Regions from separate parts of the Mus musculus genome. Here region 1 is linked to region 2. A link is a loop called in an ENCODE intact Hi-C map of the cell type or tissue named here. Cell type or tissue: left cerebral cortex. All regions are shown on one strand.

Evidence for each region. Peaks named below come from ENCODE experiments on the same cell type or tissue, not always from the same donor. Only the 100,000 strongest peaks of a DNase experiment are listed, where the experiment ranks them.
Region 1: a loop joins it to region 2, with 4 times the contacts of the local background. A loop is called at or near these places in 6 of 42 quality-filtered maps.

Annotation. Positions count from the first base shown.
Region 1 is chr11:97,694,761-97,702,760 of GRCm38, forward strand. Pcgf2 (polycomb group ring finger 2) reads right to left here and starts at 4,888. Exons shown (of 10, transcript NM_001163308.1): 1 at 4,776-4,888. It overlaps n-TNgtt8 (a tRNA gene), which reads right to left and starts at 7,762; the gene lies at 7,689-7,762. In left cerebral cortex, a CTCF peak has its summit at 4,223; DNase peaks (open chromatin) are centred at 265, 577, 769, 1,073 and 9 more places; H3K4me3 peaks cover 4,038 bases; H3K27ac peaks cover 3,226 bases.
Region 2 is chr11:97,485,497-97,493,496 of GRCm38, forward strand. Arhgap23 (Rho GTPase activating protein 23) reads left to right here. Exons shown (of 19, transcript NM_021493.2): 16 at 4,576-4,617; 17 at 5,638-5,734; 18 at 7,555-7,586. It overlaps 4933428G20Rik (RIKEN cDNA 4933428G20 gene), which reads right to left. Exons shown (of 3, transcript NM_001289118.1): 2 at 7,102-7,918; 3 at 5,287-5,641. The coding sequence starts at 7,278. The coding sequence ends at 5,513. Among named protein-coding and RNA genes, the nearest start is that of 4933428G20Rik, 11 kb to the right of the region's middle. In left cerebral cortex, a CTCF peak has its summit at 4,259 (motif pointing right); a DNase peak (open chromatin) is centred at 4,269.

The DNA of each region.
Region 1 (8,000 bases), 210 kb after region 2:
CAGTTCGAAGCTGGCTCTGGCTCTGGCCCGAAGGGGCTACTACCTCTCCTCTTTCTCCTCCTCCAGAGCAAAAGCCCAGGAGACTTGAGAGGCTGGCCAAGCCCCAACCACTCCTTTACAACACACACCCTTCTCTCTTTTCCAGAAAGATTTCTAAAGCCACCACACAGGGTTTTCTAGGACAAGAAATTCACAGCCAGGATCTGCAGTTTCTATAGAGACCCCAGGATGAGCCTGGCCAGAACCCAGACAGCTAATAAAGCCCCAGGGCACCTGGCCAGAGGCTGGGATAGATGGAGCTACACAAAAGGCCACACTTGGGACAGACACCAAGTTGCAGAAATGAGAGAAGGGAACAAGCCAGCCAGAGGTGGCCCAGAGACCAGCCTCCCTGACCTGCAAACCCGGAGCAGAGTTCTTGCCCCTATAGGTGGCCTTAGCTGGTACTCCCCTGCATGGGCACCCCCTTCACAATCTCAAAGAGGCTGCTGGCTACTCTACTGTTTAGTTGTTTCCATGGTAACGCAGTCTCTGGCAAGAAGCCCAAATATTATTACAACCATCCAGAGGACAGAACAAACTCCAAGTGGCTGTCTCCTTGAGCGTGTGCAATCGCCACCGTGTGTACGTGCTGTCTGGGCTTCTGAAGGTACTCCATGTGACTGCTTGCCTTGTGTGTGCCTGTGTCCAGAGACACACACGGAGACAGAAACGGACTATATCAGAGTAGGATCCTGCCAGGGAATCCAGGCTGCTAGGATAAATCCCCTCAACCCAGCACGTGCGCATGCACGCGCACACGCGCGCACACATGCACAGGCGCACATGAAAGAATATATGTGCTCTTCACCCACACACTTCATTTGCAAAGAGATACAGGTTCCTAAGAAGCCACAGGAGCCCCACACAGTCTGTCATTTTAGAGGTTTCATCCGAGAGAAGCCCCCAGCACTTTCTAAGCCCAAGGCCCTAAGGGAAGGAGATGCTATGGATGGAAAGGTTCCTTGTCTCCCCTAAGAGTAAAGAGCCTCCCTGCTCCCCATTCGCATCCCTAGGGGCCTCAGAAAGCCACCACTGGGGCTGGGGGCGGGGAGAGGCACTGATTGGCTCCTCACCTGATTGCCATGGTTACCTGCAGGGCCCTGTCAGCAGGTGCCAAGAGTGGCGGTAAACAGGAGCTCCCAGTCCCCAGAGCATCCATCCCCTCCCCACTTCCTTGCTCAGCATCAGGACCATGGTCTTTCCTTCCTGATGCAGGGGGTGGGTGGGGGCTGAGGTGCTGGTGGGGAGGACAAGGAAAGGGAATGGTGTACCACAACACTACGGAGGGGACAGCTGGGAGACACAAAGCGCCTAGAGAAGAAAAAGTGAAAGACAGTTCCCAAGAAGCAGAAAAGGGGCGGTGACCATTTGGAACTGGTGTCAATGGAGCCGGGGAAGAACCCAGTCCCTTCTACATTCCTCCAACAGCCCCTTCTGCCCCCGCCCCCAGTCTGTAGTTCTCTCTGGCTCTAGCTCCTGGCTCCCAGGGGCCCCAGGCCAGAAAGGGGCTTGGTCAGCATCTAGCACCCAGTCCCTGGCCATTTGGGCTCACAGATCTCTCCCTATGTTTCCAGCCTACAGCGGACAGACATCCCACATCTCTCCAACGAACTAGACTTTTCTTCTGTAGGTATTGGTTTCTGATACCACAGAGAGCGGGTCCTGCAGCCTCCAGGGACACCAGCTACAGCCCTCCCTTTGCCTTGCTGTGCACCAAATCAAATCAAGCCCCAGGCCACGAGAGGTCATTCAAGGTCACATCCTAGCACTTGACTAATGAGGTGGATGGGATCTTTTAAAAAATTCTTTCCCCCTTCCCTTCTCTCTCTTGCTCAGGCCCATAGTTTGTTTGTTTGTTTGTTTGTTTGTTTGTTTGTTTGTTTTGTTTCTCATTACTGATGGCTGGCTGCTGGGATTTGAACTCATGACCTCTGGAAGAGCAGTCAGGGCTCTTAACCAGCCCCCACTCCATGTGATCTTTGAAAGCACTGTTGTGAAGTCTTCTCAATTTACAGATGAAAAAAAACTTAGATGTGACTTGCCCAAGGTCACTCAGAAAAAAAAAAAACGGGCGATGCTCGGACTCAGCGGAAGAGCTGAGCAGGTGGGTAGAAGGACAGAGAGCGACTGCTGAGACGCCCATCCTGTGGGCCTGCTGAATGGGAGGCAAAAGCTAATGCCTTACACCACCTCCGCATTACAGATGGGGAAACTTAGGGCACAATGGAAACCAGAACGAGCCAGAGTATAGCATGTAGACATGAATTTCTAGCATTGGTTCCCCTCCCGGCATCATAGACCCAGCTCTGCAAGCAAATCTCATGTGTTCATGTACGAGTCAGAGGGGTTCTGCACCAGGACACAAAATCTCTTATCTTTTCTTTCTTTCTTTTTTTTTATTATTTATTTATTCTATGTAAGTACACTGTAGCTGTCTTCAGACACTCTAGAAGAGCGAGTCAGATCTCCTTATAGATGGTTGTGAGCCACCATGTGGTTGCTGGGATTTGAACTCAGGACCTTCGGAAGAGCAGTCGGGTGCTCTTACCCGTTGAGCCATCTCACCAGCCCCTCTTATCTTTTCCTAACCTTTGGCAGTGGTACAGCCCTTAGCATGGAAAAAAGATAGAAGCCTCGACCTACCACTCAGTTCCTGAAAACAGAAATAAATAAATAAATGAATAAATAAAACAGTAATAAAGAATTTACAGACAGCAGCTCAGTAAGATGCTCACATCCGGAGCCAGACACACCCCCTTCATCTCTTACATCCCCAGCACCCAGAGCCAGATAAGCCTGGTCATGCACACAGGCCAGACAGACACTTGGCCAGACACACACCACCACATACACAGCAAGGCTGGAGCCAGGCTCCTACTCCACAGATGCAGAAGTCATTTCCACCCACCCCATCACATCCCTGCCTGAAACTGGAGCCACAGACATTAACCTTCTGCGAACCTCTAGTCCTCTCAGGGCAAATTATAATTTAAGTCTTCCAGCAACAAAGACAGGTCAGCGCCCCACCACCACTCCGCTATAGGGTCCGGGGTGGGGGTAGGGGGGCGCTACAGTAGGCATCTGACCTGTATAACATGTAACCTCTTCCACTTCAGCCTCTCTCCATTCCCATGGCAACAGCTCCATCAACCACTCAGGGAGTTCCTTTCCCCCTCCCCTGCTCACCTCCCAAGCCTTCAACTTGAACAGGATCAGGCGACGCGACAGCCGGACTGGATCCTGGAGGCTGTTTCCTGCCTTATTCCAAACACAGTTCTAAGTGTGCAAGCCCCAACCTCAAACCAGGGGAACCCCTGGGAAAACCTCTCCACCAAAATGCTACAACAGAGCTGGCTTTATGCTCCTCCGATTACAGTAATAACACCTTGGAGCAGGGATGTGTGTATGTTGGGGGTGGGGGTGGGGTTGTCATGAGTTTCGGGAACAGCACAACTGCAAGAAGTCCAGAGAGGGAGGCCCAAGACTGTGAGAGCCAGCTAAGAGAAGCCCCTCCCTCAGCGAGAGGAAGACCAAAAGAGACTGAGGCAACATGGGGGATGGCGGGAGCTCGGCCGGGGGCTACGAGAGACAAAGACGCAGGGACAGCTCTAGGTAACACCTGTACATACTTAAACATATTTAAATTTACACATACACACACCCTTCTCGATCAAGCAACCACAGCAATTTTGGATAGACCCGGGAAGTGAGGGATGGAAGAGTAGGGGGCTTGCCTAGACGCCCCTGGGAGTCAGGAAGGGCGCGGGGCGTCTGCAGGCTCAGGGTTCCCCGGGTTTCAGAGCTAGCAGCGGCAGAGCTCAAGGAGAAAAGAGTAGCCGCTTCCCTTTTCGCCTCCTGTGGCAGAAGGGCCAGCTCATCAGACCCCTTGGCCACTCATGAAAAGACAGAGCATGCTAAATCTCTCCTCACTCCCGTTCTTTCCCCTCCACCCTTGCTTCCCCGCGAAGCCTAGGTCAAAGGATCAGGCACCCCCAGTGACCGAGTGGCCACTCCTTCCCTCCCTAGAGCCAAAGTTTGGTGGGGCCCCGGGAGGGAGGTAGGGAAAAGCTCAGCCGAGGTGGTTCAGGGAGGGGGCGGGGCGCCTCGCACCGGGACGAAAGGGACCTCTGGGGGAGGTGCCCAAGATCCCGACCCCAGGAGTTAGGGCGCCCTCCCTCGGCCACCAGAAAGCCAAGTCCCCTTCCTCCGGGCCTCAAGTCCTCGCGCGTCTACCACGCTCACTGCCCACTCGGGAGGCGACCCTTGCCCGACTCGAAGGGGCCGAGCCACAGTCTGCTCCAGCTTGTGGAGATCCTCGGGTCGGGGGCGGAGGGGGGGGCGAGACCCACCCTAGCGTATGTCCCCAAAGCCCTCGTGGCCGCCCGGACCCTCCCCCTCGATACCTCGCAAGCAGGGTCTTAGCAGGGGGCTGCTGCACAAAGAGGAGGTGGTCGAGGGAGACTCCAAATCGTTAAGAGGGGGAATCCACTTCGGCCATCTTGGAAGGGAGGAAAGGAAAAAAAAAGAGAGAGAGACCGGGAACGAGAGAAAGAAAGGCGGACCGGGCGAGCTTGGACAGCGGCTGGCGGGGCGGGAAGGGACGCGGGCGGCAGGCCAGGCCGGGGCTCCCGGCTCCCATTGGGGTCTGCGGGGAAAGGTGAACGGGTCCCGGTCGCCAGCCCTAGACGCTTACGAGGTAGCAAGGAGGCAAGCGCGAGTCGGCGTCCGCTTACCTGGCTTCGGGGTCCGGTGGGTCTCGGGGAGGGGGGGATGGGAGGGAGGGAGGGAAGGGAGGGGAGGGGGACCACAGCCCTGTCGCTCGCTCGGTCGGCGGGAGGGGAGAAACCTATGATAAGAAAGGAGTTTGTAAGAGCAGCTTGGGGAGGGGAGGGGACCAGAGGGGAGGGGAGGGGCCGTGGGGGGGGGCAAAATGGCTTTTTTCCTCCAGACAAGAGTAGGTCCCGCCCACTACTCACCCACGTGACCTCATTCCTTCAGGATGTTTGCAGAGAGGGAAAGAGGAGGGGGAGAGGCTAGCTCAGCTGCTCCCCACCGCCTTGCGCTGGGCTTCCCCCAAACCAAGAGGAGACCACCTCTTATCCAAGCAGATCCCTTGAACCCGGAGGAAAGGTCCTATTGTGTTACCTTCAGTCATGAAACCACCACCTCCTCCTAAAATAAGTGTGTTCTCCCCACTTCCACCGACTCTGCGATCCCTACCCTAGCTGGGGAGCTTGGAAAATGGTGAGATGCAGACTGGGCGGAAATGTGTCTCGCGGCACCCGGTGCGTCGCCGCTACCAAAGGGCGCTTGGGCGGGGGACGCGGCGCCGCTGGCCACGCGTCCGAGTGAGGTTCGCTCACTCCAGCTGAATCCCTTGGGATTCCTAAGTGCGTGTGTGATCCCCCCCCGAGCGTGACCTCACCGCCTCCCCACACCGATTCGGGGTCCTCGCACCTCGCGGGAAACGCACGGTGGCCTCGGGGCTTGGCTGTGGCCGAGGCTGGCGCGCTCAGCGTGCTCGGGCGGAGAAGAATGGAACGCAGTCCGGGGCGGGGAGAGCAGCCCGAGACACGAACTCGGGCGCCGAGCCAGAGACACAATAACTAGCCGAATTCGAGAGGCCCCGACGCAATAGGAAGCGAGGAGTCGAGAGAGGACGCGCGCCTTTTCGCCGCCGGTGCGCCTCCCTCGCGGCCGCGGAGGGGCCGGCGAGCGCGAAGGTGGCTGGTGCCAGCCCACTCCGACTGTCGCCCTCGGCTCCACCCAGCGCTCGCTCTCCGGTCCCCAGCGGCTCCGGGCCCCGGGCAGAGTAGGAAGGAGAGCTAGAAGAGACGGCGCCAAGGAAGCGAATCGATTCTGCGTTACCACAAGAACCGTGGACCTCAATAGGTCGCTCGATTTCGCTGATTCGTTACTTATGATTTATTGGGGGGTGGCCACTGTGACTGTCCCTCCAAAGAGCTCGATTATCCGGCCTGAAAAGCCTTTAAGCGCCTGGTGGGTTGGCTCGAGTAAGGAACGAATCTTTGTCGAGCCTGCCTCCTCTCCTTGTTCCAAGCCTAAAGCAGTCCCGAAGTGAGTGCTTTTATACACTGGACCGCTTATCAGGAGCCCTGTGAAGTCTGTCCGCCCAGTGACCCCACCAGCCTCAGCTCTCAGCCTGCAGAGCCGAATGACGGTGTAAAGGAAAGGCAAGAGATTTCCGCTTAGATCGGGTGGTCCAAGTGGGAGCGGAAGAGGCCCCGGGAGGATCGGTCACTTGCTTCCCAATCCCTACATCGGGTACCACGAGCTCACAGGCTACTGTGGAAAGGGGTCTCGAGTTAGACACGCCCACTGTCATCACGGCCCATGTGTCCCAGCATCTTGAACTCTGCTAGAGCAAACACAATTGCTCAACGTGAAGGGTACTGCCTGGCTACCTTTTGTTTATTGGGGTGGGTATCCATTTGCTCCTCAATTATTAAGGTCCAGTTCCAAGGAAACCGCTGGAGAGTAGGGACACACTGAAGACCCACCACCCACTAAGACTCCAATAAATCATCTATGCTGGGATATTGCTAATCCCTGTGGTTCATCGGGAGAGCCGCTGACTTAACTGTCCCAACATCGAAAGTTCTCTGTGCCAACGGCAAGTACTGTTTTAGGCACAGTAGGTAAGCTGGGCTTTGACACCGAGCAGGGCCAGCGAGGGCAATAAGCTGGAAAAGTCCCTTCTCCATGTTTGAAGCGCCAGGTGATCTGCAAACATAGAAGAGGGAGTCCACAAGAGACTTCCTTTGAGCCAAATGTCTAGAGAACGGATGGAAAGAGTCCCTTGCACATCTTCCTCCTGCCCACCTTCTCCAGTGTGCTCAGCGAACATGAAGAGCGCTTATTTTCCACCAAGTCTGTAGCTTACCCTGTCCTCTAGTTGATTGCCACACGTAGTGAGCAGTCAGAAATCAGAGGTTCCCAGAGAACAGGAACCCAGAACATCAAGGCAAGGACCAACGGGCATCTGTTGCCATCGGAAACAAGAGCAAGGAGAAAATCCCTTTTAAATGGTGGCACTAGTTAGAGAGAGTCGTTCCTTCTTGCTTTTGTGTAGCTTTACTTCTGTGTCCCTTACACCTCTCCCTCTTGCAAACGATGCCCTTTGTTGATCTCTGTATTTATTTCCCCATCTTCCGCACTGTCTACTTAGGCCCCCTCATGGTATGCCTTTCTCTGTAGATCACAGCTAGGTTCTTCCTCCTTCCACTCTTTTATCCCTCACTTTGTTCCTGTGGTTTTTTTCCTGACTGTTTCCATCCACCGGGACAGATTTCCTCTTTCAAGTTGCTATCGTCCACTGATGCAGACAATGGGAAGCTGTCCAACCTCCGCAGCAAAATTTATTCTTAATCCAAGGAAAATTGCATTGTTAAACATGGCAGTGAGACAGAAACTTGGCTTTGCCTTTCTGTCATCCTGATTGGGAGAAAGAATAGTGAGAGGTGGTGAGGAGACGTTAGGGATAGATCCATTCACTGACCATAGACGGATTTCTAAATACAGTGACCATCTGGGTTGGTGTATCACAATTATTGCTTCTGGTACCTCGGTACCGAATGTGGCTTTGGAGCATTTGCGATTTAAAAAAAAAAAAAAAAGGCCGAGACCGTCCCTGGGTGGGCTCGAACCACCAACCTTTCGGTTAACAGCCGAACGCGCTAACCGATTGCGCCACAGAGACGGTGACAGTTGTTTGTGAGGCAGAGAGCCGAGTCAATAGTACTGAGCCGATATGGCGCAAGACCAGTCACGACGCAAGCAGTTACAGTAGCTTAGAAACCCAGCGGAACAAAATCTGATCTCGAAGAACAGCGAATCGAGGCTGTGGCGGAGGGAACAGTGGTTGTGCAAGGGAAGGGAAAGCAAGGGATGCACACGTCCCACCTGGGCTGCCCTGGAGCCGTTGGCCCAGGCTATCC
Region 2 (8,000 bases):
GGCATCCGCTTCCACCACAGCCACTGGCACTGAGGGTGGAGTCCTGTGCTTCTTGCAGAGGCGGAGGAGCCTCCTGCAGACCTCACTTTCACTTTTCAGAGTGTTTGTTGGTTTTTTTGAGACAGGGTTTCTCTGTGTAGCCCTGGTTGTCCTGGAGCTCACTCTGTGGACCAGGCTGGCCTCAAACTCAGAAATCCGCCTGCCTCTGCCTCCCGAGTGCTGGGATCTAGGGTATGTGCACCACTACAATCTGGCCACGTTCATACTGTTGGCATCCAGCTCTCTGACTTACAGCTGCCTTCTGGGGCTCTCACTTGGGACACACTGACTGGCATGGCTCCTTGTTCTCAGGCTTCCCGGATTGTGCTATCTTTGTATTTTGAGACTTTGTCTCCCACGTAGCAGACTGGCCTTCAACTTGCTAATAAGCACGTTCAGAATGACCTTGAACCTGATCCTCTTTCCTCTTGCTTGGTTCATGCTTTTGTGGAGCTCAAACTCCACAAAAAGCAAGTACTCCCCTGAGCCCCGTGCCCGACACAGCTCAGCTGGTTGTCTCTCACTGTTTTTGGTTTCATGTGTATTTGTGTGTATGTGCGCGACCTGTTTGCAGAGGGTGTGGGATCCCCGGGAACTAGAGTTACAGATGGGTGTTAGTTGCCATATGGTGCTGGGAATTAAGCTCAGGACCCCTGGAAGAGCAACCAGTGCTTACCACTGAGCCATCTCTCCAGCTCCATCTTCGTTTGCCTTGATCACACTTGTCAAGGACTGTCCTATCTCTGTGCAAAGCATCGGTTTGGACATCTTTGAGTATGGTTTGGTAAATCAAGCCTGTATGCCGACACTCGAAAGGCTGGGGTAGGAGGATTTCTGTGACTTTGAGGCCAGCCTGGGTTACATTGAAAGACCCTGTCTCAGCCACCACCCCAAAAACACTGAATGTCTTTTCACTTTGCTCTGTATTTTTGTCCACTTGAGATTTTTTTTCTTACCTCTTGCATCTTCAGGATTCTCGGGTTTCCCCCCTTGGCTGCCTAAGCAGGGTTCTCAGCACATCTGGTCCAGTCATCACTATTTCATGACAACCAGATGCAAGGCCACGACTTTCTTCAGTTCATTTTACCTCTTAGCAAGTACATTTTTTTTCTAAACATTATCAGGGGTCTTAGATTCATAGCAGAATTAAGCAGAAGACACAGAAACACCCCCGAGTTCTCCACATGGACCCTGCTCTGTCATCCACATACCCCAAAGATGGAACCTCTGTGTGGCAGAGAACAGGTCAGAGAGTCTGAGTGTTCCGGACCCTAGCTCAGTTCACAGCCCTGGTTCTACACCCAGCACTTCCGAGAACCCGACAGCTCATCCTACCTACTGACATACATAGTTAACATTAGAGTGCGCTCCTGTATGCTCTGTGGGCCTGGAGGGACATGTGACATGTGTCCATCCCTGTAGTATCATACAGATCACCGCCACAGCCCTGACCATCCGGCACACCCTGCCCTCAAGTCCCCCTCACACTATTCCTGGGGTTTGCCTTGTCCACAAAGTCACCTGGCTTGAGTCAAGCAGTGTGGACACTGTTAGTACAGAGGCTCGCTCGTGACACAGCAGTGGCTCCATGGCTGTGAGTGAGTGAGTCTCCTTGTGTCCTTTTTTCTTAGGATTATTTATTTACTTAATGTATATAAGTACACTGCAGCTGTCTTCAGACAGCACCAAAAGAGAACATTGGATCTCATTACAGATGGTTGTGAGCCACCATGTGGTTGCTGGGAATTGAACTCAGGACCTCTGCAAGAGCAGTCAGTGCTCTTAACCACTGAGCCATCTCTCCAGCCCTCAGCTTGTGTCTTTCCATGTCCAATAAGTAGTTCTTGTTGTTGTTATTTTGCTTGTCTGCTTTTGAAACAAGATCTTGATGTATAGACCAGATTTGACCAGGAACTTGCACAGATCCTCCTGCCTCTGTCTCCCAAGTGCTGCGATTACGTGCATGTACCACCATCCCTGGCCTGTTTCCTTCTGATACTGAATAATATCCCACTGGATATATGATGGATTACCTGTGTAATCCTCTACTGAAAGGTTACACGTCAGCTCTCAGTCATTGAGTGAAACTTCTGAGGTCATCTCCTCCTGCTGAGATATGTTTATTTTAGCTCACAGTTCCCATGTTTCCGGTTCATGTGTGAGTGTCTCTGTTGCTTTTGGCCTCTGGTATCACATGGTGATTGTAGCTGGGGTGTGGAGGAGTAAAACTGCCCATCGTATTAGCCAGGGAGCAAAGAGAAAGGTAGGCTGGGTCCTCCCCTCCCCTCTGGGGTATACCCACAAGGCCCCACCCCCTGAAGTGCCTTCCTGTAGTGGCACCTGGGGACCAAGCCTTTGATGCCCTTGAGGGATTTGTCCAAACCACAGCAAACAGCTTGGCTGCCCTCAAGACTTAGCTGTTGTAAAGAAAGCTGCTTCACAGAGAGCTATGTGTAAAGTTATAACCAGTTCGCATTTGCTGCATTGTGAGGAGAGGACATGGGTTGCAGAGTGTAGGCACTATGGAGCCATTATGGTGACCCAGGGTAGATTTGGTTTTTGAATGGTTCGTGCGTCTTCTAGAAGACTGCATCTTCTCTAATGTCAAGGACCACGCCCTGAGTATGCATGCTCACTAGTTGAGATTTGTGTACTGAGTTGCTGAAAGAATCAGCATTTTGCATCTATATCTTTTTATCTTTTAATACTTTTGTGTTTACTTGAATGAGTGTCTGCTGACCATTGTGTGTACGATGCCTGCAGAGGCCAGAAGGCACCAGATTCTCTGGAAATGGAGTTAGAGCTGATCGTGAGCTGTCATGTGGATGTTGGGAATCAAACCTGGGTCTTCTGGAAGAGCCTCCAGTGCTCTTAGCCTCTGAGCCATCTCTGTAGCATCTGCCTTTTTTTTTTTTTTTTGAGACAGGGTTTCTCTGTGTAGCCCTGGCTGTCCTGGAACTCACTTTGTAGACCAGGCTGGCCTCGAACTCAGAAATTTGCCTGCCTCTGTCTCCCGAGTGCTGGGATTAAAGACGTGCACCACCACTGCCCAGAACATGTGCCTAATTTTTATCTGTTCAGTCAGATACGGTAGTTTTTTTTTTTTTAGTCTCCTGCAAGTCTATGAACTGTATTCTGTGTGCGCTGATCCTCTTGCCTGCTAGTGCACATCTGGAGAGCAGAGGTTGACAGACATCCAGCATCTATCACTCTCCGCACCATTTTTAACAAGGCCTCTCAGTGAACCCGGAGCTCACCGAGTCAGCTAGACTGGCTGGTCAGCAGACCTTGGGATGCCCCTGCCTCTGCTGTCCAGCGCCAGAGTTAGAAGCCTGTGTCTCCAGGCCATGCCTGCCTCCTTCCACGGGTGCTGGGGTCTTGATTGCTATGCAACAGACACTTTACGGAGCCATTTCCCCGGGTGCCAGTTGTCCTTACAGTATTTTTAAGATATCTTAGACCCAGATGTGGTGGTTCACACCTATAACCCAAGCACCTGGGAGCCGGAAGCAAGAGGACCAGGAATTGGAGGCTAGTTTGGGCTACAGGATACCTTTTTTCAAAAAAGAAAGATGACAAAGATGACAGCATATATGCTACAAATTAATCCTCCCCCTGCCCCTTTTTTTTCTGAGACAAACCCTAGTTGGCCTGACTAGGCTGGCCTCAAATGTGTGGCATGCCTCCTACTTCCTGCTTCCCTGGTGCTGGGATTGTAGGTATGCACCAGTATGCCTGGGATTATCCTTAAATTTAAATGAGAGTTTAGCAGGATATACATTTTCTGGTTTCAAAGTGGCACAGATAGGAAACAATACTTTCATTCCTTGTTGCTCAGCTCTTTGTAAGCAGTACAAATCTCTGGACTCCGGAGGCTGGGGGTTCACTTTGTATTTTTAACTCGTTCTAATTGGCAGGATATTCTGTAACCGGGCTGGACTGGAATTCACATAGTAGTCTGGGCTGCCCTTGAACGCAAATAAATTCTCTAGCCCCAAGCATGAACCACCGAGTCAAGTGTGTTTAGCATTTATGAAAAAGGTCTTGCCTGTCTGACTCTGATGGAAGCTAACACTTGTTTCCAGGCATTTTCTCTCACTGGATAGAGTGTGACACCCCAGCTGTCAGTGTGGAGCCGGGGATGGTGGGAGATGAGGCCCCTGCACCCTCAGCTCCAGCTGTGTTCTGGTTCCCCAACACGATCAGTGCACCTAGCATCCACTAGAGGGCGCTGCCGACCAGGCTTTTTCTGGCTGGCTATGAGGCGTACACCATAGTGAGGCACCCGGGACCAGTAGCAAGCTAGTGGTGGGCTCTCCCTAGCACTGATCGGTTCCTTCCCACATGTGGTCTCATTTTGTCTCCCTGTAAGGGTTTCTCAGAACTCGTGGAGGCTGCCTGAGCCTCCTCTCTTAGGACTTACTTGAAGGAGGGATCACCTTTGGGACTGTGGGTCCTTTAGCCTGAAGGTTAAGAAGCCGACAACTCTCAGCTCCCTCCACACTAATTTCACCCCGTCTTTTGTCTCCTCTGCAGTCTGACTGGTTCTTCAGTGATGATGAGGACAAAGGAGAGAGAGTAAGTGACTAGAGGGTGGGTGGTGTCTGGTCTGAGGTGTTGAGCAGGTGGGCGTGGTCTGGTCTGAGATGACCCTCCTTGGGGAGGGCGTGCAGCAAGATTCAAACGGGTGTGGTGGAGGAGAGAAGGCTTAGAGGTTAAGGTTACCTACAGTTCCTGCGGAGAACGTGAATGTGGTTTCTAGCATCCACGTCCAGTTCTCATAACCACCTCCAGTTCAGAACTTCCGATGCCCGGCCCTTCTGGCCTCTCTGGGCACTATACTCAAGTGCACAAAGCCACACTCAGACATAGATAATTACATATATTGAATGCTGAGACTGGAGAGATGACTCGGTGATTAAGAGTATTTGCTGCTCTCCCAGAGGACCTAGGTTTGAGTCCCAGGACCCATGTGGCAGCTCATGGCCATCTGTATCCCAAATATGGGAGGGGGTTGCAGTCTGATGCACATATATACATGTAGTCAAACTACCCAGACATATAAAAAGTTAACGTAAGGGGGGGAGGGGCCAGGAAGGAATATTTAAGAGGTACAAAGAATCCTATTGGGGTGGAAATTTTAAAAGAATCCTATTGGGGTGGAAATTTTTTTCTGGAATTAGTTGTGATAGACATTAAATTACTCGCGAAAGCTAAAAAAAAAAAAAAAAAAGTTAACGTAAAAATGAAATCTTAAAAAAAAAAATTTAACCAAGGGAAGATTCTGGGCCCAAGGCACTTACAGTCTGACGGAGGAGACACAGCAGTCTGATGGGGGTGATACAGGTCAAACTCCGAGAAACCCAGTATTTAGCATGTAGGATAGTCCAGTCTGATGGGAGAAGCAAAGCCCATGTTCTTAGCTGAGGGAGCCTTCCAGCTTCTGCCTGTGGGAGATCTGTCAGGCCTATTCTCAGGGCATCCCCACTGAGAGAGCCCCACTCATGGAGGACATGAGCCCTGTCATCAAGCTGCCACTTCTTGAGAGGCCTGGGGGGGCTAACGATCTGGGAGACTGACGCCTCCCTCTGCTTGCAGACCCCTGTTGATGACAAGGAGCCACAGTCGGTGCCCAACATCGAGTACCTCCTGCCCAACATTGGCAGGACAGTGCCCCCCAGTGATCCAGGCTCAGGTGAGTTAAGGGACCTGTTTGGGGGGGGGAGACTCTGCCTTTCTGAGGGTCCCAGATGCCTGGCCAGATGTTTATCTTCCCTGTCTCCTCCCTGAAAGGCCCTGGCCTGGCAACACCCCAAGATGGGCCGTCGAGGGTCTTCTTCTCTGCGAAAATCTAGCTGTTAACTCAGCTTCCCCAGGGCTGGGCAGGGCTGGGCAGGGCTGGGCAGGGCTGGGCAGGGATGTGTGTTTGGCCTTCTTCACTGGTTTCTCTCTTGAGCCCTTGATTTTTACAGCTAGCGGCGTACATTCCTCTTTTTAATTTCTCTTCCTTCTCTCCTTTACCCTGTCCCTCCTCTCTCTTTCCCCCTTGATCTCCTCCCTCCTCCTCCATCCTCCCTTCCCTCTGCTTCTCCTGCCCTCCTCCTCCAGCGGACCTGTTGGAGATTTAAAGGGTATAGTGCGGTGTTGCGCGCGGCCTCGGTCACTAACAGTAGCCGGTGATTATAAGAAGCCTGGGCAGGCATGAGTGGAAGACACGCCCCCAGCAGTGAGGAACCCCAGCCTGACATAGCAGTTGGCAGCTCTGGTCCACAGCTGACCCTTGGCTCCACCCTGCCTCCTCTTGGAGGAAGTCAGACCCCTTGCCCTGCCACCAGATGGCCCTGAGCTCCCTGCCCAACCTGTGCAGTGGGAGCACTTCAGGGTGACCAAGATGAGGGAACTTGAGTTTGGACCCAGCCTCTGTAGGACCCACCCCAGAAGCCATTGTCAAACGACAACCCCTGCCTCGGCTCAGGCTCTGGACACTCATCCTGGAAATCCTGTGCTAGAGGAAGGTAGCTTCTGTGCTCAGAGGCAGTGAGTGGCCCCAGCCACAGCTCATCTCACATTCTGGCTTCACTGCCTGCTAGCATGTCCAGTTCTTGTCCCAGAGAAAGACCTCACAGCATCCTTAGTTCTGAGATACTGGCTGGGGTAAAGTAGCAGAGAGGAGCCCCCTGTCTCTTGTAATCACCTGCTGCCGCCTGTCCTGTGTGTGTCGCGTGTGGTCAGTCATTCTTGCTCTGCTCACCATTTGCAGGGGGAGGGGGCTGGGGAGGGCTCTAACCTGCCATGCCTGAAAGTGTGGATTAACTGCACCAGCTCCGTACCAGGTTTGAACCAACCTGCTCCCTCTCCAGCCTCGGAGAGGGCACTGCCAGGCCTTGTTATCCATTTCCTTCTCCATTCTGGAGATATTAAGGAGTGGCACTCTAGGCCCTTGGGTGTGACGGTTTTGACTGGGTTTAAAAGGGGGACTTGCCCCTTAAGGGCAGGTTGATGTCGGCTCTACCACCAGCCCACTGTACCTGTGTCTCGCCCACCTCATCTCTGCTTCGTTACCTGATAACTTAGTGGGGCCCTTTTCCTTCTCGTGGGGTGGGAGTGGGGCACACACCTCCTCCTGCACTGTGTCGTCTCCATCTCTTCAGAGTATCTGTGATGTGCTGTGTCGCCCCATTGTGGTTTCTGTGGACTGCATCCGAAACTGGCATTTTCTCTCCAGTGCTTCAGTGTCATGGGGGCAGGGGGGTTGGGAGAGGAGGAGCCAGATGTAGAGAAAAAGCCCCCTTTGTCCTTAACCCTGGGCAAGTGAAGACTCAGTGGCCCGCAGCCTGATGTCACTTCCTGCCTCTAAAAGAAGTGGTGGCTAACAACATCTTCTGATGGGGACAACCCATAGGAAATGCCAGCCGAGCCAGTGGCCCTCCTAGGGTCTGGGGAGAACAAAGGCCTTCACCCTTGAACCTTTGATCTTTCTTGGTCTAACTTCAGTTTTCTTTCTTTTGCCAGCAGATTCCACCACCTGTAGCTCAGCCAAGTCCAAGGTTAGTACCATGGCTTCCCAAATGTGGTTTGCCTGGACAAGGCAGCCCACTGTAGTTTGTGGTCAAGAGGACGGAAGTTGGACTGGGGGCTTTTGGGTTGAGGGTGGGATGGAAGTTGGGAAATACTGAGTGTCTAGGGGCAGGGATGGGGAGCGGAGAGAAGCTGACCCTGGTGGTGCGTGGAAGGCATCTGATGTAGAAGAGGCTGGTGGTCTCGGGTTGCGGTAGCTGAGGAGCAGCGTGACTTGAGAACAGCTCTCGTGGCAGAAGTCCTGACTTTACTACTTATTTTATGATGTTGGGTGACTCTTTCTGAATTGAAGCTTCCTTATCTGTAAAATGAAAACAACAGCAATATGTCTGCTGTGGTAAATGTTTTAAGGTCCCTAGGCAAGCTGAGAATGGTGGCACGAG